Linked DNA regions of Mus musculus: region 1 is linked to region 2. A link is a loop called in an ENCODE intact Hi-C map of the cell type or tissue named here. Cell type or tissue: left cerebral cortex. All regions are shown on one strand. Links, peaks and the distances in the headings refer to the core of each region. The heading gives the core; the rest is flanking DNA.

Region 1 (7,840 bases), core at 2,310-6,309, 480 kb after region 2:
TGATTTCTGTCTTTGCAAGCAAGCTAGAAATAGCCTCAGCTGTGCATGTGCTTGTGGGGGTGGAGAGAGAAAGAAGTGATGTGGAATAAAAAGCAATGGAGGCAGATGGGAGCAAATCGCCCCCACAATTCCTTGGGCTTAGAAGGTTGTACCAGGCACTGTAGATCTTGTGCTGACCATTTCAGTCTCCCCAATTCTGCTCATCATCTTGTAATTCACTGCCACAATCTCTACCCTTTTTTGAAAGCAAGTAGGAAACTGTTTTGGAGGAACTCTCATAGACATGGTGAGTGCTGTAAAGCACAATACCTACTGTAATTTCTCATATGCTGGTGATCTCCAGAAAAGCTCTTGATAAGTCAGCAACTTGTTCACATAGAAATCAGATTCATCATCAAGAAAATACATGGGATGTAATGAACACTGTTCATTGCTGTCAATGCTAAAAGCAGCGTCTCTGAAAGTGTCTCCCTCCCTCCCCACCCTTTTTCTTCCTTTCTTTTCTTTCTCTCCCCTTCATTTCTCCAGATCTCTCTTTATTTTCTTTCTTTCCTTTCTTCTCCCAACCTTCCCTCCCAACTCTCTCCTTCCCACTCTTTATTCCTTTATCTCTTCCTCCCTACTTCACTACTCCATTGGAAAGGCATTTCCCCACCTCCCTAGGGTCTTTTTCTCTGTAATTTTAGACTTTAATTTTTCTAGGATTGGATTGTTAACCATAAAGCACTATTTTTAAAATACTTTTCATCCTTAAGCATTCCATCTGAGTGAGTATAGGTGTGTGCATAGAAACCAAGAGTTTACCCCAGAACTTAAGGAGAGATGATCAGGAAGGTAATCTTACGACCACCACTGGTATCTGCTGTTTTAGAATTAAATTCCATTCAAAATACTGAACCTTGTGTAGGTGGAAAATGGATTGGGCAGCCAAAAGATTGAGTGACTCAGACACAGCAGCCAACTGTGAGGAATGGTTACCAAGCAACTGTCTCAAAGGCTTCCTGGCAGTTCCCTAGAGGATGCTTCCCTAGAGGATGCTGCCCCCTTTCTAGAGAACCCTTCTTTGCTCAAGCTGTAGTTTTTGACTGCAATGTATTTTTCCTTTTGTTTACTCAACCTGTATCCTCTGCCTATGACGCTCTAAGACTGCCTTGCCCTGATACATTCTGCACACGATGATGTTAGCCTCCTCTAAGTTCCAAAATTTCATCTACATTGTTTCATCATAAACTGTACCTAACCTATGCTAAAATCTCTTGATCACTTGAAGTAATTTTATATTTTAGATTCTCTCTAGAATCTAGAGTGTATTTTTATCACACTTATTTTTTAGTTATTTAGTATAACAATAAATCATGACTCATAGTTGAACTTGAACCATCTTATGTAAGTTTTGTTATATTACTTTAGATATGGCTATATGGTGTTAAAACAAAATAATCTGCAATAGAAAATTCTTGCTATTCATCACCTACCTCTCCTACCCTACCACCATTAAATCATGAAATTGGTGATGGGAGTCTCTTTAGTTTACACACTTATCACCTGGGATGGAAGGATCACTTGAGTCCTCAAGTTTGAGAAAACCCTGGAAAACAGAAAAATCCTTACCTCAAGAAACCAAAAACAAACAAATGAACAAAATCAATCAACCAACCAACCAAACCAATCAACCAATCAAACACATAAACAAACAAACAAACAAAAAACCCTGCATTTTCTTTCTAGCCTTTCTTATAATCTATTACTTCTTTGAGCAAATCAACACAAAAAATAATTGTGTAGCTATTTCTCAAATCACAAATTGGCCTTCATGTCACTAAATAGTGAATTAGCCTATAATGGGAAGAAGTAAAAATTTTTAAAAATATTTGTTTTGCTATGTATGATTTTTTTTTTCTAAAGTGCTATAATCTTAGAAAAACTGTAGGTGTGTTCAAAGACTAAAGCTAGTGAGTAACATCTTTTGGAGACAGAAGCACCCCAATCATTCTCTAGTTTGTGTTCTGCTTGGGTTTATGTGCCCATCATTTCTCTACTCAGCAGGTGCCAAGATAATGAGATCCATATGGAACAAATTACTCAGGGGTAATGGGATCTAGTTCTGACAGGAAGAGTTCAGGACACAGAACAGTGCTTTTACTGTGGGAAGAGGCATCGCATCAAGGTCTCATGTAGTCATAGCTTCAATCTCCTTAAAGTGAGAATGACTTTGAACTCCTCTTTCTTTCTCAACTCAAAAATGCTATGATCACAGCAACGTGCCACTATAGTGGCTCTCCTGAGAGTTTATTCTCAGGGCCCAGCCATTTGGTGACTCATTTTAAAACAAAATAAAACATCAAAACAAAACAAAAAGCATATCTCTTAAAGGTATCTTCTGAAGTACATCTAAAAATAAGCAAAAAGTAAATTAATAAATGACAATTTAAAGGATGTATTACTACTTCTAATGAAATATATTCTACTTGAGATTCCCTTTAAGTCCTTTTTGAGGAGTTTCCACATACTGTCTGCTCTTTAGAGAGAAAATAGAATAAGTTCCAGACCCTAAAGCATGATGTTTCAGCCCATTTCTGTTGTTATTCAAATAAAGCTTTTGGTAATTATCATAGTAAATATAAAGATAATCATGTGATTATTTTGTACTCCTTTATTTTTAAAACTCAATGTGAATTACAACTTCTCATTAAACACTGTTATATACTAAGAATCACATAGTGCTTTATGTATGTAGTCTTATTCATATTCATTATTATATGAGGCCTGACTGAGCTTGCGGGGGGGGGGGGGGAGATGATAGAAATAATGATGATGATTGATGTTGTTGTTGTTGTTGATGATGATGATGATAACACATGTTCCTGTATCTATTGACAGGTTCTTCACTCTTGAGGCAAATGATACTGACTTTGTTTTGCAGATCGGGTGAATGAGGCACTCTGAAGGCAACAGTCTGCTTGGTTTTATACAGCTCAGAAAATGCAAAATTAGATTCTGATTCCAAATCTTGTTGCAAAGGTACAAGCTCTTAACCAAAATGCCCTGCTGTCCTACAAATATCTTTTGCTGTGCTTTTTCATATGTTTGTCAGAATGGAACTGTGGACATGAAATGAGTTAGAAGTAGTATGTTGTTATTTATATGTTGGATCGAATCCACTCTTTCCTATGAAGGCATTGCTCATTTCAAGGGTCAACAAAACATTGTCAAATCCTGTAATTTTGTAGAGAAAGTTTGGCAGGATGGACGCAGCCATAGACATTTGTTATATATTATCTTGGCTAAATCTGGAAGAATCAAGCAGCTGCAACAGAGACTCATATAACTTGTAAAATCTGAGATATTTATTATCTGGTATTTTACAAGAAAATTTGGCAATTCTTAAATTACTAATAACTGATACACAACCTCATATTTCCTGTTTCTAAACTAACCCTTGCTGTCACTGATAGTCAATTGAAATGCAATCAATAAACAAATATGTGGACTATACTTGTGATTGAAAGGTGCTTGTTGTCACTGGTGGTGATTTAGACAGAGAAATGGAAGCAATGATAAGTCATTAATCAGAGCTGATGGAGCACCAGCTAACATAGAAGGACAGTTTTCTGTGGCCTGAATTTCTCCTCAAATTTGAAGTGAAAGCTCCTTTATTTTACAATAGAAATCACTTAGAAAATGTTTCTTCTTTCTGAGGACCCTACCATTCAATCTTGCAGGCCTTGCAGAACATTATAGCTTATGAAAAATCCAAATGAACTAAGTCTAATGAACTATCTACCTTCATATTGGAAGGTGCAGTATGAAAAGAGCTAACTGCAAGTCTCCAAGAAGCACTGTACAGCAAATGAAAAATTGGGGGTGGGGGTGTGCTCTTCATTCTGGAACATTCAGAAATTTTATTTCAACCTTAAATCTCATAATCTTGTTCTTAAATACCAAGCATAAAATTGCCATAGCACTCACTGTGTTCTTACCCTTGAGAGGGACATTCATTTCAAGCTTCTGATTTTGGTTTTATGTAGAGAGCATGTAGAGAACAATGACCGCTCAATTATCTGAAAGGAATACTGTGCATGTAGATTTCCAAGACACCCACACCCCAGAGATAACGCCAGGGAGCTAATCAAATGCTTTTCTGCCTGCACAACTGTGATACCCAAAGCTGCTAGGAGCATCATTTTTAGATATCCGTGGGAGGGATTCTTTTTGTAATTCCACATTTCTTCCACTCCCACCACATGTCTAGGCTTTGCCTTCCAGAGGCATTGCTACACTTTCAGAGATTTTCCTTTTTCTCCCCTACCTCGTCTTCCCTCCATACCATCCTCCTCACCTCTCTGCCAAGGACTGGGCTTCTGGGTTAAGTGGCCCTCTAGTGTTACAGTTGATGTTTTAAGAACTAGCAGAATTCTTGCCTGCCTATGGATCCAATTCCCCAACTGAGCTGCTTTGTCTGGCCTCAGTGGGAGGGGGTTGCCTAGTTCTGCAGTGATTTGATGTGGTAAGTTGGTACCCAGGAGGGCCTCCCCATTCTCAGAGGAGAAGAGAAGAGGGAATGGGGTGAGAGACTGTGAGGGGGACTGGGTGGAGAAAGGTTGTCTGAGATAAGGATGTATAGTGAATAAATAATTTTTAAAATTTATTTATTCATCTATAACCCAAGATCAGTGCGTCCTCTCCTCCCAGTACCCCTCCCTGAAAGTTCCTTCCCTATTCCACCTTCCCCTTCTCTTTTGAGGGGACCCCCCTCTGGGTATTATTCCTTCTCCTCCACTAACACTCTCCCACACACCACACACACCACCACACACACACACAATGCACACACAATGCACATCAAGTTGCTTCCAGACTTGGAAGCAGGTGTATTCTCTCCTGCTGAGGCCAGTCCATTTAGGGGCAGGAGATCCACAGGCAAGCAGGCAGGTAGACAGGCAACAGGTTCAGGGACAGCTTGCCACAGTTGTTGGGGGCCCTTCATTAAAACCAAACTGTTCACCTGCTACATATGTGCAAGGGTCTTAGGTTCAGCCTGTGCTCACTCTGTGGTTGGTGACTTAGTCTCTGTGAACCCCCAAGAGTCCAGGTTAGATGACTCTGTTGGTTTTCCTGTGGAGTTCCTGTACTCTTTGGGTCCCTCAATATTTCTCTCAACCCGTCCATCAGACTCCCAGATCTCCATCTAATGTTTCAGTGAGAGCTTCTGCACCTCTTTTCATTGGCTGCTAGGTGGAGCCTCTCAGAGGACACTGATGTTCCTGTCTGGGACCATAACAAAGTGTCATTAATAGTGTCAAGGATTGATTCTTGCCCATTGGATGGGTCTCAATTTAGGCCAGTCATTGATTGGCCATTCAGACAGTCTCTGCTCTATCTTTGTCACTATTTATTTTGTAAGCAGAACACATTTTGGGTCAAAGGCTTTATGGGTGGGTTGCTGTCCTTATCCCTATACTGTTTGGGTATGGTTAGTGGCCATATCAGGACTCATATCCCCCCACTGATAGGAGTCCCAGCTAAAATTGCCCCCCAGAGATCTTCTGGGTCCTCTGACAATCCCAGGTCTCTGACATGTCCTAAAGACTGCCCCCCACCACCACTTATCTCCTTTCTCCCACCCCCACTGTCCCTACATAAGATTTCTCCAATCCCTGACAGCCTTCCCATCCCCTCTTCTACACAGTTCTCTCCTTCCATGGGTCTATATTTATTTAGTTTCCCCTCCTGAGAAAATTTCAATCATCCTCCCTTGGGCCCTCCTTGTTACTTGGCTTCTTTGGATCTGATGATTATAGTATGGTTATCCTGTACTTTATAGCTAATATCCATTTACAAGTACATACATGGCATGCATGTCCTTTTGGGTCTGGGTTACCTCATTCAAGATAATATTTTCTAGTTACATCCATTTGCTTGTGAAATTCATGTCTTTATTTTTAATAACTGAACAGTATTCTATCATATAGATATGCCATGTTTTCTTTACACATTCTTCCACTGTGGAACGTTATGGTAGACTCCAGTTTCTGGCTATTATGAATAAAACTGCCACGAACATAGTGGAATAAGTATTCTTGTGTTATGGTGGAATATTTTTTGGGTATATGCCCAGGAGTAGTATAGCTGGGTCTTGAGGTACAGCTGAAAGATCCTGGCAGAATGTAAAAGGACACAGAAGCCCTGAAATTGGCAAGATAGACGTCAGTGTTAGCAGAACTAGCTTCACTGATTTAGAAAAATAGAGGTGCACAATGCTCTGGCCACTCCTTGAACCTGTGTGTCTGCCAATGTTCTGACCAGGTGTGTGCCCATTGCTGCACCTTCATTAGACTCTTTCCTTGTACCCCTCCCATACCCATTTCTTGAGAATAGACATTGTTTAGATCTGGAAATCCCCTAATCTCACCCTTCTCCTTTCCCCCCTGAGGGCCTATAAAAACTGGGAACTCTTTCCCCTCCCTCGAGGACGACTCCTCTACCCCTGCGTGGGATATGAGTCGTCCCCAGAGCTCTGGCTTTCCCCGAATAAAGCCTCATGTGGTTTGCAACAAGCTCGGTCTGTCGTGAGTTCTTGGGTGTCCGCTATTGTCCTGAGGCCTGAGCGAGGGGCTCCTCTTGGAGTCTTTCACAGCTATTTCCAATCTTCTAAGAAACTGCCAAATTAGGGGAGTGGGGAGGGTGTGGGAGACTTTTGGGATAGCATTGGAAATGTAATTGAGGAAAATACGTTAAAAAAAAAAAAAGAAACTGCCAAATTGATTTTCAGAGTAGTTGCACAAGTTAGCACACCCACCAGCATATAGGAAAGTTGCCCTTGTTCCACATCCTTGGCATTCTGTGGTGTCCTTTGAATTTTTGATCTTAATCATTCTGATGGGTATAAAGTGACATCTTGGGGTTGTTTTTATCTGCACTTCCCTGATGATTAAGGTCACTGAACATTTTTGTAGGTACTTCTTAGCCATTTGAGGTTCCTCTGTTGAGAATTCTGTTTAGCTCTGTAACTATTTTTTAATTGGGTTATTTTGATTTTTGTTGTCTAACTTCTTGAATTCTTTATATATTTTGGACATCAGCCCTCTCAGATGTAGGGTTAGTGAAGATCTTTTCCAACTTGTAGACTGTCATTTTATTCTAATGGCAGCATCCTTTGACTTACAGAAGCTTTTCAGTTTTATGAGGGTCCATTTATAAATTCTTGACCTTAGTGCCTGAGCCATTGGTGTTCTGTTAAAGAAATTGTCTCCTACACCAAAATGTTGTAGGTCACTCTCAATTTTGTCTTCTATTAAATTTAGTTTATCTTGTTTAATGTGGAGGCCTTTGATCCACTTGGACTTGAGTTTTGTGTAAGGTAATAAATATGAACCAATTTATACTTTTCTTCCTGCAGACATCAAGTTAGACCAGCACCATTTGTTGAAGATGTTCTCCCTTCTCAATTTTGGCTTCTTTGCCAAAAATCAAGTGTCCATAGGTGTGTTGATTTGTTTCAGGTTCTTCATATCAATTTCATTTGTCAACCTGTTAGTTTTTGTGTAATACTATGGACTTTTTTTTTTTTTACTATTGCTCAAATGTACAGGTTGAGGTGAGAGATGGTTCAAGATCTGTAAAGAATTATGTTGGAATTTTGATGGGGATTGCATTGAATCTGTAGATTGCTTTTGATAAGATGGATATTTTCACAGTTATTCCTTCTGTTCCACAAGTGTGGAAGATCTCTCCATCCTCTGATATCTTCCTCAGTTTCTTTCTTCATAGAGTTGAAGTTCTTGTCATATAAATCTTTTAATTGCTTGATTAGAGTTATATATACCAAGGTATTTTTGTA
Region 2 (7,840 bases), core at 1,813-5,812:
TGTGTATAATATATGTATAAATGTAAAGTAATAAGTATAAAGTAAGAGGCCCTCCATCTGAGGAACTGAAGAGGAATTGGGGTGAGGAGAGGAAGTGGTGGAAATATATAAATAGTGTATAATCATAACTCTAAGACATAAAACTTAATTTAAAATACATGCATATACATGCATAACTTGAAAACATTTTGGATTTTCACTCCACGAGCTTGAGTTCACACCTTTGAACCTTTCCAAGCCTCAAACATTCAGTATTTGGAATAGTGGGAATGATGCTTCCTACAGTACAATTTTGAAGTTCTGTTCTTGATTCATCCTGGGGGTTAGGGACTGGTGCCTAACAGTGTGAGTACAGCTCACCACTGTTTTCTGTGAGGAAAGGCAGGCATTAAGTGTTCACTGACTCCTCAGCACACACACCTAATTCCAGGACAGGAAGAGAGTGATCTGTTTAAGCGATGTTATTTTAATGTTTGCTATCCTACCACTACAAGTAAGTGTATATACACAGACTTGTACCACAGAAAAACTGATTTATACCCAAAAGTTTAACAAATATTCATCTAACCTGACATCCCACTTTCCTTGCAGAAATCTCTCCGGTTGGAAATGGTTTCTAGCTCAGCAACAGTTTAGCCAACTAATCTTCATGTTATTGGTGATTGTAGAGTTGCTCTGGAGGCTCCTAAGGCCAGCTTCCTCTTACTCCACTTCTCTAGATATGGGTGTTCCTAATGATTCAAACCTCGCACAAAGAACAAAGTTAGGACTTTACTGGGGAGTGCTGTGGTTTGAATATGAATGGCCCACATGGGTCATTTTGTAGGAAAGAGGAGTTACTTGACAGGGATTAGGAGGTGTGGTCTTGTTGGAGAAAGCCTTTCACTGGGGGTGGGCTTTGAGGTTTAAAATTCTCCCTCTCTCTCTTTTTTTTGTCACTATTATCTGTTTTCTTTTCTTTTTTTTTTAATTAGTCATTTTCTTTATTTACATTTCAAATGTTATCCTCTTTCCTGGTTTCCCCTCTGAAAACCCCTTTTCTCCCCCCACCCTGCCCCCAAGCTCCTCCCTGCCAGGGTCACCAACCCACCCACTCATGCTTCCCTGTTCTGGCATTTCCCTACACTGGGGCATGGAGCCTTCTCAGGACCAAGAGTCTCTCCTTCCCTTGATGTCCATAGCCATCTTCTGTTACATATGCTGCTGGAGCCATGGGTTCCTCCATGTCTACTCTTAAATTCTCAAGTAAGGCCAGATGATCCTTTCTCTTCCTGCTACTTGTAACTCTGGATGTAGAGTACCATGCATGCCTGCACGCTGCCGTGATTCTTGCTATTGACTAAAATGAACTTAACCTCTAAACAGTAAGACAGCCCCAACTAAATGTTTTAGTTTCTATAGTCATGGTATCTCTTCACAGCAATAAAACCCCTAAAATATAAAGCAAGTTTGTTGATTTGTACTTCCTTCCATACACTGTTGCTTTATGGTACACTTACTTTTAATTTTGAGTATTATGCAAATCCATAATTTGATGTTTTAAGGCATATGCAAATATTGGTAAATCATAGAAACTGACTCAAACACATGCCAATCTGACTATATGACATTATGGGAAAAGGCAAAACTAAGGATTATAAATTTCAGCATTTCTAAAGTTGCAGTGGAGGGAAGATAAGCATGTATGATATAAAAGCCTGTTACGGCAATAAAACATTTTGTATAATATTAAAATGGTTGACAGATATTATACATTTGACAAAGTCCACATAATATGTTACACAGAGTGAATCCTGATATAAATTAAGTATGGCCTTTGCTTGATGGTGTGAATATAGGCTTAGTGAATCCCGATTCAAGGATTCTTAAAGACCATACTTTCTGCTTTGTTACTTCCCCAGAAACAGTAGCTTTACACTGTTAAAATTGTTTTATGTTCAAATTCCATGTTCTAATATAGAAACAGTAAAATACCCAATGGGAGACTGATGTTGTCCTTAGAGATTCCCAGAGAAAGCATCAAGTTTCTCAGAAGATCCTAGAAACTCTCCACTTTATCATTCCATGGGGATATCATTCAGAGTCAGAAAAGAGTAACACAAACTGAATGTGTCCTCTCTGTCACAGATTAGAATTGTTCTGAAAGTCAAGATGCAAACCCATGAACAATTAGACCTCTCTTATTCCCAAAAAGGAGTACAAAGGATGCCCTGAAAAGTAAGTTGCTGAAGAGAACAAAATAATGTTTTCATTGCTGGTATGTGTGGCTACTATAATTCTTGAGTTTAAAGAGCACCACATATTTTCAAAATTTAGAATTTTCTAAAACATGAAGTAATTTTTGTGGAGTAAACAAACAAAAAACAAAGAAACAAAAAACAACCCAGAAACAACCCATCAATAAATTTATGAGCAGTTAGTCTTTCCCTTTGTATTCTTGGTTTAGGTGTAAAGTTTTAGTGCTGTGGAATGTGTGACCAATTCTTACACCTGGGTTACAGGCATTGAACAAACAAAATTACAGCATCAGTGAGATATTAATGTCAATTAAAATCTAATATCTACAACTTTTCAGCTATTGTAAAAATGTAGTGTTTTAAATTCAAATACAGACTTTTTTTTTTACAATTATGACCATGCACTATGTACTGGAAATACCCCAGATTAGCAATCTGACAGTAATACAGGATGCCTTTCATATGCAATAAAGATTTGTAATAACAATATCTTCAATTTCTAAAAATTCAAAGCAAACAAAAAGTACACTAAACTGTTCATGTTTACGTTCTATAATTATGGAGAAATTGGAAAAATTAAAAGCTTACAAAATATAATGGAATGTTATATTAATTGAGAAAATATTCATGCTTGCCTAAAGGCATGCTAAAATTCTGAATAAAACATGGCTCCTGTAATTGGACCAAGTTCATTTCTTATGAAGTTGTTCTAATTCTGAAGCTGCATATGTGCAGGAGCCTGGATGTGGGAGGCAAGGGTTGCCATGGTGAGCACACATCTTTTTGAGAAGTTAAATTAAAAAAAATGTGCATAAAGATCTCTCAGCTCATGGCATATTCTGGAAATTGAGGGTGCCTTTTCTCCCATGACATCTTGGTGTGGTGGAAGGGCATTGTCCAGGTAGGACATATACAGCTCAAATTTTAAAGACATCAGCTTTTTAAGGTCTCTTGGAAGTAAGAGATTCCCAAGTTAGGTAACTGCCCTTAATGATTGGGTAGGAAATCAGCTCCACTTACACTAAATTAATAGATTATCAACATTCAGGACATTTTTTAAACCTGAGGAATTCAAATACAGATATTGCTAAGTACACCTCTAAATAACTTTAGTCTCAGATAGTTAAGGAGAAATAAAATCACCCCTGAAGCCTGCTTTCTCTCCCTTCCCTGTTGTGATGAGTATTTTCAAGGAAGCCAGGCAGACTGCTCTATTCATTCCCAGCAAGACCTCCAGGTGGTTCTCTAGAACCTAGCAACTGGGAGTGCTTCAACCAGAGACAGAAGCACGCGTTTCAGAAAGGCAGCAGCTTTTGGTGTTCTAGAGCACCCATGTGCACGTGCTTGTGCTCAGGGTCTGAAGAACTTTCCCCTATGCCCTCAGAAAGAATGTATCATTTCAAACTAGGAACCAGCTGGGACCAGATAGATATCTGAATGGAGGGTACTGGAGGGAACGTTGAAACAAAGAATGTAGGATGTTGCTAACCAAGAGGCATCTCAGGCTGAGTTCCCTTTCGCTTTCTTTCACCTCTGGTCAACTTTATTAAAAATAAAAGGGAACTTCAGCAACTGGGATGCTGAGCTTCTCATAGGCTCAGCTTGAAACAAAGAAAAGCTACTTCCTAATACAGTTTCTCTTGCGTTGGAGGGATCACGTGTTCACTTTCACTGGTATGCACTCTGCTCGCCCACGCGATAAAACCTCTATTGTGCTTAGAAATTTTGCTCAGGTTAAAATATGCTCAAACACAAATTGCTTCTCATCCATCAGCAGAGCCCCATCTAGAGACTCGGGTGCACATGCTCTCCTGCTGACCCAATTACCACTGCAGGTAATTCCGATGTGCTTAAGTGTACAGGGAAAGTAATAGCAAAGAGCAGGTGGAGGCCCGCTGCCTCAATTCCCACCCACCCCCTCCTGCTTTCTGAGATTCCTTTTGATGGAGAACTTGGAAAGGACGTGGGAGTCACAGATGGTTCCTTCCTGAGGCCGATTCCCAGGAGTTGTGAAAGTAACCCCTTCCCTGCCTGGTGAGGTGCCACTTGCTTTGTGCCTTGGTGAGGAGGGGCAACCAGCAAGAAGGGGGTGGGGGGCGGAGGCGGATCTTTTCTCTCCCCAACCCTGATGGCCAAGTAGTGTAATGAAGCAATTTTGCAGCCATCTCGGTTATGAAGTCACTGTTTTTAACGACAATCTGTGCAGCCCCCACCCCCATCCCGCCCCCATCTTGACTCTAAATTTGATGATATAGGAGATCTCTGGTAGCCCAGCTAATTGTCTGCAAGCAGAGTGTCACAGTTACCCCAATATTGGCGGTCTTAGCTCCTTTTTCAAATACAATCCAAGGCATGTCCTGAATCCCAAAAGACCCCGGAGGATGCCAAGGGACCCAGAGCTGTACCAGGAGCAGTGAGATTCCCTAGCTTCTCTCACAGAACACAAAGGAGTTGCCTGGCTTAGAGAGTCAAGCATCTTCTCAGACTCCAAGGAAAGCACTCGCCCCATCCCTTCCCACTTCTTTCTGTCCTTTAGTCTTTCCTTCTTTCCCATCCCATTCTTCTCCCCAAACCCCACCCTTTTCTTTTCACCCTCAGTGACACCCCAATAATTCCTTTATAGACACCAAGACAGTAATACACCTTTCAAGATAAAGCACAAGTGTGTGCTGCCACAAGTGTGTGTGTGTGTGTGTGTGTGTGTATCACACTTGCTCCATCCCTCACACACCACGGGGAAAGCAGACTGGATACCCCAGGATCAAAAAAAAAAAAAAAATGCAGAAAGCCATATCTCTCAGGACTCCGTGGTCCCAGCATCAGTTCCCCGCACTCGCTCCTCACCTTTCCTTTTCGCAATATGTAACCCTTTAGAGTCCCTTGACCATCCAAAGCGCCGGGCTCCTAAGCACTTGTCCAGCTATCGCTGGATTCCACAGACCGGCAACCGCCCCAACGCTGAGGCACCCGGGCCACCTGAGCCTCCCAGATCCCCACTCCTGGACCGTGGGCAGAGGTCCCCCAATGCCCTACTCACATCGCCGGAAGCAGAAACTACCCATGAGGGTCCAAGGAGTGAAGGCCTTGCAGCTGCTGAGGGTTACTCCTTAAAGTGCTCTGGGGTCCGCAGTGAAGCCAGTAGGGGAGTCCTCCGAAGCAAAGGCAGAGGGGACTCCAGGCAGATGCGGTGTCAGACCATGGTGCCACTGCCCTTCAGGTGCAGGAGAGGAGAGGCGCCCCTGGGGAGCCGGGAGCCCGCCCGGAGCACCACTGCGGCCAGTCCCCGGCCTCCGCCCGCCCAGAGCGCCGCGCTAGCGACCGTAGCAGCAGCAGTGGCGGCGGCGGCGGCGGAGGCGCAGCTCCCTCCCCGCCCCCAGAAGGCTCCACAGACAATAAATCCTGGGTGGAGAAGAGAAAGGCAGCGCGGGCGAATCGTGTACCCAACTCGGCTGCTGCCCCGGCTGGCCGCGACGCCTCTGAAGAGGCGAGGGACCCCGTGGCCCGGGGCGCAGCAAGCACTGGCTGGGCTCTTGCGCTCCCGCAGTTGCGGGTGGCGGCGGGGGTCCTGGGTGGGCGGCTGCAGGTCGCGCTTGCCCAGAGGCTGGGTGGCCGTGGCTTGGAGCCCAGGGTTGGCCCGGAACGGGGTCCTCCGTGGTGCCGCGGCTTGGCGCACAGGTGCCAGGATTGGCAGACGAGGCGCTGCTCCTGGCTCGCGCCTGTGACTCCCCACTCTCCCCGCCCCCTCTCTTTCCTCCCACCCCCTTTTCCGACGACACCAGCTGCAGCTGCTTCAAAGTGTGAAAAATGTCAAGGAGATTTTCCAGGGCTCAGAGAGGATGACCACCACCTTGCCAGACCTCAGCCATTCTTGGACTACCTTGCTTGCCCCTTATGACCTCTACTTGGACTCCCTGCAATTTGGAGGAGCAAGATCTCAGTCCCGCGGAGAAATGAGATGTTCTAGCTTTCTCTGGTTCCGTTACCACCCGCAGCTTTTAGACAGCCAGTTGAGCTCTCTAGGTCCCTCAGTTGCCTGGAGTACACAAAGCAGGTGTCATCAGGCTCGCACGGGGCAGCGCGGGCTCCCCCGGCGTTCTCCCACCAGCCCGGGGCGCTCCTGCTGGCGGCACGGTGTTCTGCAGCGCCGGGAATCCGCCAGCACCGCGGCTCCAGGCCTGTGCGCTGGGTGCTCCCGCACCAGTTCAGTGACGCTGCGCGTGGCTCCGCAGGCTGCCGCTCCTGCTACCTCAGCAAAGAGACCGCCAGGAGTGCCTCCTCGGGGTTTCCTCCCTGCCTGCGTTGCAGGCTGCAGGTTGCAGGCTGCCCAAGGAAAAGGTCTGCTTCTGAGTCCAGTGGCTTATTCAGTACTACCATAGAGAGTCAATGGCAGCTTTCAAGACCCCTTTCCATTTTGGTCTGAGATTGCTGTTCAGGGGATGTACAAAAAATGAGAAGTGTTTCCCAACTTCCTTTCATTTATTCACAATCCTGCTCCTTCTGCCCCGAACTCAGGAACATTCGCTCCTCCACACATATTCACCGGAAAGCACACACAGAAAAATACAGACATGTACAAAAAGCTTTAAAAAGCATAGTGATGAGACTAGTGCTATATTTAGACCCCCTGCTTTCTAGACGAAACCGAATTCCTTCTATCCCGGGATTCTTCTGTGATTTAGAAGTGATAGGGCTAGGGGCCTCCCCCTTTTCTCTCCAATGCCAGTGGACTGTGACATTCAGATGCTACTTGGAGTTGGGTGAACTCCCAAAAGTGCTGGCATGTATCTTATATCTGGAATACGAAAAGTCTTCAAGGTTAAACATCGAACCCTGCCCCCACCCCAGGCTGCCAGGAATTGTCTAGGAAGAGATTGGAGACTGAGACTTCATCTATAGATAGTCATGGAAGAGGATTACTGCTTTATCTGGAAAAGGTGAAAAGGTTGGTGGCCTCTTAAGGAGACTTCCCTTAATTTACACAAAGAAGAGGAAAGGAGTGCATTTTGGAAAACCACATTTTTAAGAAAAAAAGCATTGTGAAACAGTGTAAAACTTCTTCTGAAAGTGGCAAAGAAATGACAAAATTTGTTGAAAGGACACTTTTTTAAACCTAACTTTTGTTGAACTCTTCCCCCCCCCCCCCCGCAGATTTGTTCTGTGAACATCTCACTGTAAGTTACAATATCTCAGCTGGAGGAGATGCTGTGAAAAAAATTAGATAGGAATTGAAAATCTATTAAAATAGCTCATCACGGCTTATGCCCCATTACAGAAATCCTTTGCAAGGTTCCAGTTCTTTTCAGTACTGCTTACAATGTTCTTTCTCACAGTCTTTCACTTCTTTCCTAAAGCTGTATGTTGGGCCCACCCTTATGAAAAAGACAGAAAAAGCTCCTCTGAGCTTAGAACTGTCTGCATTAGAACTCAGAACTTCTTACTCTAACTTGATGATCCACTCTCCTATCAAAACATTTCAAATTCTATCCAGCGTCACAGTTGGCTACAAGTAACTTCTGGCCTTCATAAACGAAAAGATGCCCTCCCATTAGGTAGGAGAAATTGTTTTTCTTTCCAATGGGAGAAAACTTTTGAAACCGAAAACT

What was found. A loop is a pair of places that touch in the nucleus more often than their neighbours do. Peaks named below come from ENCODE experiments on the same cell type or tissue, not always from the same donor. Only the 100,000 strongest peaks of a DNase experiment are listed, where the experiment ranks them.
Region 1: it touches region 2 in a loop (14-fold over the local background); 5 of 42 quality-filtered maps call a loop at or near these places.

What each region holds. Positions count from the first base shown.
Region 1 is chr3:159,030,786-159,038,625 of GRCm38, forward strand. No RefSeq gene overlaps it. Among named protein-coding and RNA genes, the nearest start is that of Gm20752, 42 kb to the right of the region's middle. In left cerebral cortex, for the core only: a CTCF peak has its summit at 4,385; a DNase peak (open chromatin) is centred at 4,199; H3K27ac peaks cover 1,835 bases.
Region 2 is chr3:158,555,832-158,563,671 of GRCm38, forward strand. Lrrc7 (leucine rich repeat containing 7) reads right to left here and starts at 5,930. Exons shown (of 28, transcript NM_001081358.3): 1 at 5,275-5,930. In left cerebral cortex, for the core only: CTCF peaks have their summits at 3,456 and 4,399; DNase peaks (open chromatin) are centred at 3,008, 3,527, 3,946, 4,236 and 3 more places; H3K4me3 peaks cover 3,506 bases; H3K27ac peaks cover 2,741 bases.